Linked DNA regions of Homo sapiens: region 2 is linked to region 1. A link is a contact called in ENCODE Hi-C or POLR2A ChIA-PET data. All regions are on one chromosome and are shown on one strand. The core of a region is the stretch at or near the end of the contact, and the rest is flanking DNA. Distances in the headings are between cores, read along the strand shown.

Region 1 (5,097 bases), core at 272-2,771:
CCTGCGGAGGAAGCTCCTTTCTGGAAGTAAATCAGGCACATTTAGAAGATTCGTTAACTCTTTGGCTCCTGGGGGATTATGGCCAGCATTTTCTCTCTTAGACTTCCCACAGCGAATTCCTGGTTGGGCCAAGCTGATATCTTTGAGCTGACTTCTGTACTCAGGGTTCTTCCAAACAGGAATATGCTTTCTCTGCCTAAGATCTGGGTTCCATGCCCATCTCAACCTCAATCCCTCCTTCAAGGAAGTTTTTCCTAACTCCTCGGCCAGACATCAATAATGTCTGAAGGGAGGATTTCTCCCGAGTGCCAGACTTGGAATTCCTGTTGTCTTCAGGAGCTCTCCCTGGCGCTCCCTCCTTCCCCCAGGGCCTTTAAACTGTTTCTCCTCCAGTCTGCCCACTTGATCCATGTGGGTAGACATGTTCCATGGCCTTCAGAATAAGATCTTTTGTGGGGTACTCAGTCCATAAACAGAAAATTGCCTTCATCTTGGATGCTGGTGTTTCTGGCCTGGTGAGAATGAAAGTGTGGAATTTGTTTGTAGGACTCAAAGTTTCCATTAACAATAAATATGAAAAATATATAATGCAAAGGCTTTTGTTATTGTTATTATTAAAATAGGAAAGCCTTTACCTTTTTGGAAGAACCGATTTAGATTTTGCAGAGTAATTCAGTCTTTAAAAGGTAGTGGTAGTTAAAATAGGTAATCTTTGACTTGTAAAGAGACTAATTTAAATTTTGTTAAGTAACCAATTAAGGCCATAAAGAGTTTAAATCCATCTGTGGCTTCTCATTTTCTCTAGAACAAATTCCTAATTCCCTACGATGAAATTCTCTTGCTATCCTAATTTTTTGCCGGCTCAAAGGACTAACCGTTTTCCCCAAACACGCGGCCCTGAGCCTCCGGTGCTTTGCGAAAGCCGTCCCCTCCGGCTGGAATGTTCTTTGTCTCTCTGGTAAATGTCTATTCATCATTCAAGACCACCCTTCGCCCCTCCCCTTAATTACTTCCTCCCCTGTGCGCCCTCAAATTCTTGTACTCATTCAAGCAGTATTTATTAGGGGCCAGCTTTGTGGCCGGCACCGTGGCGGGCTCTGGGGCTACAAAAGGTGAATAATACTTGGGCTCTGCCTCTGAGGGCCTTACACGTTAGGGAGGAGTGGGTCAACTGCCACAAACGTCGCTAGGAAATTAAAAGGAAAATTTTACAAAGTGGCAGTTCTTGTCTGTCTTCCCCTCCAGATGGCCCGTGTGTTGTTTTCGGGCCGGGGCTATTTCTCATTTATTTCGCACCCCCGGTTCTTAGTGCCCTGTAGGTGCTAAATCAGCATTTGTTTCATGAGTGCTTTTTCTGGGGGCAACCAGACCCCTGCAGAAGTGTACCTGTGTTGTGCCAGAGGTTCTGATGATAGGCTTATAGGCGGTAGTTTCCTCAGTGTCCGTGGGTCGCCCCCGGTCCCGGGTTGGATGCCCCGCGGTCCAGCACCGAACCTTTCGGGGTGCAGAGTTGCAGAGCCGCGGAGGGCCCGGGCCGTGCGCAGCCGAAGGGAGGCCTGCAGCGCCCCCTCTGGATGCAGCGGGCACCGGCCGGCCGCCCCGCTCACCCGCTCGCACCCCACGTTTGTTCACCAGTATTTCAGTTTACGGTCAGAAAATGAACACAGACACTTCGTGATACTCTACACTTTTCAAAGGCGTAAGGGATGCCTTTTAAAGGATTATGGATTAGAAAAATTCCTCCCTCTTTCTTGTGCCTCTGGGCCCTTGCATTGTGATTCTATCTTACGTAAATAAAGGGGGCTTTGCTCTCCTAATTGTGCCCACTGTTCTGTGCAGCGCGGACCGGCGCATGCAGCGAGCGGGGCTGCGAGGGCGCTGCTGTGGCCAGGCGTCTGGCATGCTGACCACGTCGCGCTGCTGTAAAGGAAACCTGCCCCGCGCAGCGGCGGTGGCTGGAGCGGGAGAAACCGGACTTTGTGCAACTTTGGCCATAGTGGCCATCCCATGAATCTGTTTACTAGCTTGGTGGTGGGTCCAACAGAGCTTGTTGCTCCCTAGCCGCTTGCTCGTGCCCTTGGTGGTTACCGGTAGTTAAGCTTAGGGCGCATAGGGCCCTCGTGGCTCGCCACCTCTCACGGTTCAGTACCCACGCTTCGAACGAGGGATGGGAGCAGGCGCCACGGCCGGCACCCCAGAGCCCTGCTGCCCCTTAGTTCGAGCGGCCATCCTCCTGTGGGGCTTGTGGGCAGCCTGTGGGGTTTGTGGGCGGCCTGTGGGGTTTGTGGGTGGTCTAAGGAAAGAGTTGGGGCACTCAGGGGTCTGCTGTTTTTGCCCGTGGCCTTAACTCATCAGGGGAGGGTTTCTGCAGCAGAATCTCGGGCTCAGGGTTGGCGGTTAACGAGGGAGCAGCGGGGTCTTGGGGAGGGGGCTCGACACCCCTGAAGGTGCCCCCTAAAGGAGCCACTGTTAGAGGGGCACCCCATCTTTGTGGCCATGGCGGTGGTAGAGCGGCTGGGAGGGGCTCTGCGGCGAGCAAGGGAGCAGGCGGTAGGGGTTCTGCGGCGATGGGCGGGCTAGGGGCGGGGCGCGGGTGGGCTCTAAAAGTCGGTGCCCACTCGCTCCGCGCTGCCGCGGCAACCAGCACACCCCGGCACCTCCTCTGCGGCAGCTGCGCCTCGCAAGCGCAGTGCCGCAGCGCACGCCGGAGTGGCTGTAGCTGCCCGGCGCGGCGCCGCCCTGCGCGGGCTGTGGGCTGCGGGCTGCGCCCCCGCTGCTGGCCAGCTCTGCACGGCTGCGGGCTCTGCGGCGCCCGGTGCTCTGCAACGCTGCGGCGGGCGGCATGGGATAACGCGGCCATGGTGCGCCGAGATCGCCTCCGCAGGTGAGTGTGCGGTGGGAACGAGGGGGTGTGGCTGGCGGCCCTGGGACTAGGGCGCAGGCGAGCGGAGGACTGTGTGCCCGTGTCCGAGCTGGGGCTGCCTCTGGGCGAAAACTCTACCGACAGGCGGCACGCATTCCGCGCCCGCTCTGCCTACTTGAGGAGGGGGTGTCACTCCTGCCCGCAATGGAATGTTCAGAACGCGGGACCTCCTTGGGTTAGGATTTCTAGACCCCGGGATCGTCGTGGTGAGATTTAGGATTTCTGGACCCCAGCGTCATCTTGATATGACTTAGGATCCATAATGACCCTGGTCTCACCCTGATGCGAATTGGGATTTTTAGATCCTGGCATCACCCTGGTGCGATTTAGGATTTTTATACTCAGTCATTGCTGCAGCATGATTTAGGATTTCTAACCCCCAGCATCGCCCTGGTTTGATTTAGGATATTTAGACTCCGGCTTCCCTCTGGTGCGATTCAGGATTCTTAGACTCCGCCGTTGCCGTGGCGCGATTTAGGATTTATAGATCCCGGCAAAGCCCTGGTGCGATGTAGGATTTTTAGAACCCCAGCATCGCTCTGGTGCGACTTAAAGGATAGGCCCCAGCATCGCCCTGGTGCGATGTAGGATTTTTAGAACCCCGGTGTCTCCGTGGCGCACCTTAGGATTTCAAGAACGGGATAATCGCAGTGCCGAGATCGCCGCGGTGCAGCTTAGGATTTCAAGACCCAGGTATCACGGTGGCGGGAGTCACCGCAGTGACTAGAACTCGCAGTGCCCGTCAGCCGCCTTAAGTATTTTTCAGATTTCAGTAACAAGCGCGAGTGAGAACGGCGATGTGACCAAACTGTCATGTTGCGCAGGGATTGTTCACCTTGGTTTCGCGGGTTTTCAAAGTGGTTCGTCTCGCGGCGACGCCATCAGGTGGGCGGCAGGTTGGGTGGTATTATTACGGGAGTGTGTTTTTCTGTTTACAAGATGAAGAAATCAAGGCTCAGAAATTTTTGGAAAGTTTGTTACTGGAGTTTGCTTATTGTCTCCGCTCATGGCTCATCAAATAGTTGGGATTTTGGCCAAAAAATGTTTGCTTAACCCATTTTGCCTACTGACGGCTAGGTTGCTTCACTTCTAAAAATCCTAAAAGTTCATGGGGGCATTTTTACTGAGGTAATAAGACAAAAAATGGCCCCCTGAGAGGTTGCCTCTTTGCTTTCTTGGAGTAAGAGGAGGAGGGTGTGGAGGGGGGTGTCCAGGAGTGGAGTATGTTGGTCGATAGCCTCGTTTTTTAACCCCCCACTTTCCCTGAGCAGCGGCGGGGAAGCCTCCCCATTTGCCGCTCTGGCCGCCCCTCCCGGGGCTCTCTGCTGAGTCACTGCAGAGATTCAGCTGCTGGAACCCCGGGGATGAATGCGATGAGAAGCACTGGGGGAAAGGAGTAATGAAATCTGCACATGAAAATGTATACATTGAAGTACAGGACAGATAGGGCTGGGCAAATGATCGTCAAAACCTAATGGTTTTTGTCATCTGACCTTTCAAGGAGATACTGGGATACAGCCTGCTATTGTTGGGTGAAAACTGTGATATAACCATCATGTTCTGGCACTTTTTTGAACCATTTCTAGTATTACCTTGAGAAGTAGGACCAAATGGTTCTATCCGTCTTATGGACAGGTACTTTGGAGAAAAAAAGAAATGACTGCCCTAATAATGCCTAAAAAATAGCCTGGGGAGCTGACATTGTTTAAGAAACATGGTTATTTTACCACTGTAAAACCACAGGCTTGTTTTTAGATTTTAGCAAAAAGTATCAGGGATATGGGGGGGAAAAGTATCTTGTAAGTTGAGGAAGTTAGCGAACGGGTAGGTAGATTACAGGCAATAGGGAAGAATGTGTGTACAGACGGAAAGCCATTTCCCCCAGGGCTTTAGCAATTAATTTATTTCAGCTCTATGACAACTCTAATTTTAGTTTTGGAGGGTATTATTTCCATTCTGGCTGTTTTGAGAGAACTTCCATTCTACTGACAATTCTTGATCTGTTGACCATCAGAAGTCATAGACTTGAAACAGAACGGTTTATAATTCCTGTTTGGCACTCCTTGTCAATGTGGATAAACTGACTTGTGCCTTTGAAGTCCTGGGCATGGGAGGGTTGGGTGTACCAACCAGTGCTCTTTTTCCAAAGACAAAATCAATTCTCACACGCTGGG
Region 2 (5,461 bases), core at 2,962-5,461, 110 kb before region 1:
CTCCTTTTGCTTCTTTGACAATCCATTTTCTAAGTTTCATTTTGGGGGTTTCTGAGCATTGCCTTAGAGCCTCTGTCTACCATGTTTGGGGATATTCTGGAAGCAGGCCTGTCATGGATAGTTGTCCAGTTTGTGCACTGCTCAAAGTCATCCTGCTGAGAGAGAAAGGGACTATACCTGCCCAGACAAGGAGGGGTGCTGATATGGGCTGGCTGTGTCCCCACCCAAATCTCATCTTGAATTCCTGCATGTTATGGGATAGACCCAGTGGGAGGTAATTGAATCATGGAGGCAGGTCTTTCCTGTGCTGTTCTTGTGATAGTGAATAAGTCTCATGAGATCTGACGGTTTTTAAAAAGGGGAGTTTCCCTGCACAAGCTCTCTCTCTTTGCCTGCTGCCATCCATGTAAGATGTGACTTGCTCCTCCTTGCCTTCTGCCATGATTGTGAGGCTTCTGCAGCCATGTGGAACTGTAAGTCTAATTAAACCTCTTTCATTTGTAAATTGCCCAGTCTCAGGTATATCTTTATCAGCAGTGTGAACATGGACCAAAACAGGTGCCTTTCTGCATTTTACATAAAGGCTCTGATAGGCTAGAATTGGTCCCCTTTTCTGAAAATACAAACACTTTAAAAGCTTAATAGGTGCATCAATTAGAATGCTTTTTTCAACAACAGAAACTCCAACTAACAAAAAAGAAATGTATATTCTTTCATATATATATGACCTATATATATATATAGACCTAAACATATACATAAACATATATATATACATATATAGTCTGAAGGTGAGGCAACAGACCTGACAGTATCCAGAAAAAGGTGCCCTCTTTTGGGGAGTGGGGCAACCTTTTCTAGAAGCTTCCTCACGGGCCTCCTCTCATGTCTGATTGGTAAAGCTGGGTCATGTGCCCACCTTTAAACCAGTGACTTGCAAAAGCCAATGAGATCTCTTCAATTGTCTTAGACCAGTCAGAATTTGTCCCTGAGCTGGCAATGGCAGTGTTTCTGGGGGCGGATGCCGACATACAATCTGGTTTATTTAGCAGGGAAGAAACAGGGAGGGATGCTGTGGGCCACAGTCAGCGTGGCTGCTGCAGGCCTCCCACTGTTTGCGTTCTGGCACTTGCCCGTGACTCATTCTTGAATCTAGATCCCAGCCTGGTGGCTTCTTTCTCATGGTGATAGGTCCTGGTGCTATACTTACCCAGCCCTCGGCCCAGTGGCCTCCATGTTTGCCCTTGCCTTGCTTGGACCAATGTGAAACCATCACATGGAGTGGGAAGGCCCTCTGACCTAGGTTACATTCCAGCAAATTGGCCTTTACCAAGAGGTACATTTTTGGCTTCCTGAGGTGGCCGGGAGGGGCCCGAAGCATGAGGCTTAGCCCGCACCTGAGACCCAAATTCCTCTGCCATGATGCTGCCCACTTTCTGCTGAACTTGTAGCATCGAATTCATCCTTTCCAGCCTTGCAAAAAAATATATTATATGACTCTTGGGCATCGTAAATTGCTGGCTGGAGGTACAAGAGGCTCCCTTGGTGAGTCTGCACCCTCTCCCCCAGGCCGCCCTCTTTTTCAGAGGTGTCGTCTTTTCTGGAAGGAATTCACAGAAGGCCCAAGAACCAGCCAACATCCCCCAACATGTGTAGTGTGAGCAAAAGAGATTCAAAATTATAGGACAGCTTCATATTTAGGAATAGAAAAAGAAATATTGTTTTTATAATGCAAACTAAATAAAGACCCTACAAAACCTTCCTTCCCCATGGGGAGCAGGGTAGAGAAGCCCGAGGACTCTGTGGGGCACCAGGAAATGAGGAGTAGGGAAGACATGGCTCCTGGCCTGGGGTAATTTAATTTTTTTTTAATGTTTTAATTTCCTTTTTAACTTTTTAGAGAGATGGGATCTCACTCTGTTGCCCAGCCTGGGGCAATCATGGCTAACTGCAGCCTTGGACTCCCAGGCTCAAGAGATCCTCCCGTCCCAGCCTCCCAAGTAGCTGGGACTACAGGCGCCACCACGCCCAGCTAAGGAAGTTTACAGTCTCCATGGAGAGACAAAAATAACATTTTAGGAGCAACGAAGAAGAAATCAATGTAAGTTTGTGTTCAAGCACTAAATAGCGTGATGAACACCCTTCCCCACCTGGCAAAATCCTATCATAAGACCTAAGTTAAGCTGGGCTCAAGCCTATAATCCCAACCAACACTTTGGGAGGCCAAGGTGGGAGGGTTGCATGAGCCCAGGAGTTCAAGACCAGCCTGAGCAACATAGTGAGACTCCATCTCTACAATAAAAATTTTAAAATTAGCCAAGTGTGGTGGTGCACACCTATAGTCTCAGCTACTCGGGAGGCTGAGGTGGGAGGACCGCTTAAGCCCAGGAGGTTGAGCCTACAGTGAGCCATGATGGTGCCACTGCTCTCCACAGCCTGGGTGACAGAGCAAGAACTTGTCTTAAAAAAAAAAAAAAGGCCTAGGTCAAATGTCACCTTCTTGGTAAAGTCTTCCCTGGACTTTGTGCCATAGTGTGTGTCCTTTTAGCCCTCATGGTACTTTTCATACCACATCACATCCCTGTTTAGGTCTCTTGCAGGGAGGAGAACAGTCCCCAAAAGTCCTTTGCACGTCTAATCCCTTATTGGTGACAGCTTCTTGGAGGACCTGTTAGAGGACCAACAAGTTAGTTGGTTACTTCTGTCTTCCCGCCTAGACCGTGAGCTCCCTGAGGTCAGCGAACATCTGTATTGGGTGTCGTGTCCATGTGGAGCACAGTACTTGGCCCAGAAGAATAAGTATTGATTGAATACATCGACAAAGGGGTGAGCATTTAGAGAAGGAGCAGACAGGTGAGCCAGGAAGCAGCCAGAAGAAGCTCCAGGGAGCACTGCAGCCCTGCCAGAGGCGGGTGGGGCCAGCAAGGCTGTACAGGGGAGAGCAGGAGCTGCCGCATAGGCTCCACATCTGTTAAAAGCGGGTTTAGGGCTTTCTCACCTTCCTAGAGTTAGGTTTGGGAGATAGTTGTGGATAAATATAAGGGGGTCACTCTGTCTTGGTGTGGGAGGGTTGGCCAGCTAGGGGGTAGGGTAGGAGGCAGTGGGAGTGAATAGAAACTAGAACGGGCACTATGGCTCTCACCAGTGCCCAAGGTCGGGGTCCTGACACAGAGCAGAGCCTCTAGATGGTGCTGGGAAAGCCCTGGGGGGCCCGTGAATGAGGATGGATTTGTGGGATTTGTGATGGATTTGTCTCTAGGGTGAGATCAGCATCCAGAACCCAGTGAATTCCCCTGTGTGGGTTCCAGTTTCTCCTGGACACTGTGCAGTCCTCACAGGGGTCTGGCCCTGGCTCCCCCCGCCACACTTGCTATTCAGACGACATCTGGTTACTGTTCCCATGAAGGGCAACCCCGACCTCGGGGCCCTGTACTGGTGGGGGTGGAGGGAAATGCTGGCAAGGGTTGGGCTCCTGACCCTGCTGCTGCTGCCCGGGCTGGACTCCCACAGGACCCTAAGGCCAGCAGGAGGGGGCTGGGAAGTCCCACAGAGGGACTGCCCCGCACAGGGCCGGGGCAGCCTGGACAAAGCCGGTGTGGTGACAGGCCAAACCGACGCAAAAGGTTAGTCCACCCTGCTGGTCTCTCCAAGGCATCAGGGTCCGTGGGAGGAGGAGGTGTCCGGCACTCCGCAGGTATCTGTGCTTCACACAGGTCTAATGGGGGAGAGCCTGGGCCTGCCTGAAGCTGCCTTGGGGACAAGAGAGGGCAGAAGCCCCACTTGCTCGATCACCGGAATGAAAGGCTGGCACTCAGGAGCACGGAACAAGGAGACGCCTGGAATGAGGCCCCAGCAGGAGTGGCTGCTTGGAGTCCTGGCTCCTTCTCCGCTACCCAGTGGGCAAACAGAACCGCAGCTTTAGGGTGTGGGCAGGCAGAGTCCTGGCTGGGACTCCAGGAGGCCTCGAGCCCCCGCTGACCCTCAGGCCCCGCTGGCCCCAGATGGTCGGGGGTGGAGCTCTGGCTTATCTCTCCAGCTGCCCAGTTCCCTGCCACTTTATCATGGAGGGTGAGAGGGTGTCAGAGCTCAGAACTCCCACCCCAGCCTCCCCGTGGGACAGGACCCAGGTGCTGGGGGAGAACAGACCTCGGGAGCAGCCAGGAGTCCTCGGTCCTGGGAGGGTTTAAAAGCCAGGGGGCCGTCTCGACCTCAGTCTGACCTTCCCTCCCGGCAGCAGCATGCGGGGGTTGCTGGTGTTGAGTGTCCTGTTGGGGGCTGTCTTTGGCAAGGAGGACTTTGTGGGGTAGGGATGTGGAGAGGAGGGGGTGCCCTCTGAGGGTGATGGGGAGGACTCAGCCCCCAACCAGTAGAGGAGACAGACAGACAGATACATGGCAACACAGCCAGAGAGGATGGCCTGGCACCACCTGGGACAGCTGGCAGATAAGCAACCAGGGTTGGGAAGAGGTTGTGTCTCCCAAGACAGTCTCCTGAGCCCTGGAGAAACCTGAGCTCTGAGGAGGAGTTTTCAGGAGAGGAGAAAGGAGGAGGCCTGGCTGGCTTGGAACAGAGAAATAGTCCAAACTGGGATTGAGATAGTAACAGCGTCTAGAAGTTTCTAAAGATGGGGAGAGAAGAGGTGAGGGAGCCCAGGCCTCTCCTTGTTGAGACCCTTGGTGCTGTCCCCTGCCCAGCCCAGAGGACGAGGCCCAGTCTGGGGATTCTGGGCTGCTGCCTCCCTCCTGCACCTGGGGAGTGCTTGTGGCCAGGGCAGGTGCAGCTTGGGTGCTCACTCCCCACTCCCACTCTGCCCAGGCATCAGGTGCTCCGAATCTCTGTAGCCGATGAGGCCCAGGTACAGAAGGTGAAGGAGCTGGAGGACCTGGAGCACCTGCAGGTCAGAAGAGGGGAGAAGGGCTCTCTGAGGCCCCAGGGTATCAGCTGGGGCCACCCCAGGTCCCCAGCGGCCAACTGTGCCTGGGCTGTCTCCACCCAACAAGGAGACATGGAATTGACTCTGTTAGGAAGCGACTTCAAGCCCCCAGCTCCAGAGCCTTGCTGCCCTTGAGCACCTGGGCAAGGGGCCGGGCCCCTTTCCAGTTCCTCCCTCTGCCTTGCTGTCTCAAAGGCCCCTCACTCTGCTCCTGGGCCATTTCCCTGACCACACTGGACTCTCCAGTCCCCAGGGTTTCCCCGTATTTCTCTGGCCCTATTACCCCTGACCTATCCCCAATTATATGAGAACTTCTGGCACCAACAGCCCCTCCCACGCAGGCCCTGTCCCTGCCTGCTGTCCTGGCTGGTGCCCCCAGCCCGCTGTGACCGTGCCGGCTCTTGTCCTCCCCAGCTGGACTTCTGGCGGGGGCCTGCCCACCCTGGCTCCCCCATCGACGTCCGAGTGCCCTTCCCCAGCATCCAGGCGGTCAAGATCTTTCTGGAGTCCCACGGCATCAGCTATGAG

What was found. A loop is a pair of places that touch in the nucleus more often than their neighbours do. ChIA-PET counts read pairs that join two places held with the same protein, here RNA polymerase II (POLR2A). Pooled maps may share reads with other maps.
Region 2: a loop to region 1 is called in a map of adrenal gland, with 2.2 times the contacts of the local background. The contact joins the promoter of CPA1 here to the promoter of MESTIT1 in region 1. A Hi-C loop is called at or near these places in 9 of 168 maps with a recorded cell type or tissue (Caco-2, GM12878, IMR-90 and 6 more), 4 of 37 single-sample maps with no recorded cell type and 9 of 50 pooled maps. POLR2A ChIA-PET finds 5 or more read pairs at or near these places in 3 of 52 experiments (A549, H1 and activated CD4-positive, alpha-beta T cell).

Annotation. Positions count from the first base shown.
Region 1 is chr7:130,489,456-130,494,552 of GRCh38, forward strand. MESTIT1 (MEST intronic transcript 1, antisense RNA) reads right to left here and starts at 1,522. Exons shown (of 2, transcript NR_004382.2): 1 at 1,387-1,522; 2 at 1-512. MEST (mesoderm specific transcript) reads left to right here and starts at 2,630. Exons shown (of 12, transcript NM_002402.4): 1 at 2,630-2,884. The coding sequence starts at 2,859. RefSeq lists a silencer at 1,458-1,667.
Region 2 is chr7:130,376,283-130,381,743 of GRCh38, forward strand. It overlaps CPA1 (carboxypeptidase A1), which reads left to right and starts at 4,212. Exons shown (of 10, transcript NM_001868.4): 1 at 4,212-4,303; 2 at 4,816-4,897; 3 at 5,348-5,461. The coding sequence starts at 4,239. RefSeq lists an enhancer at 3,819-4,340.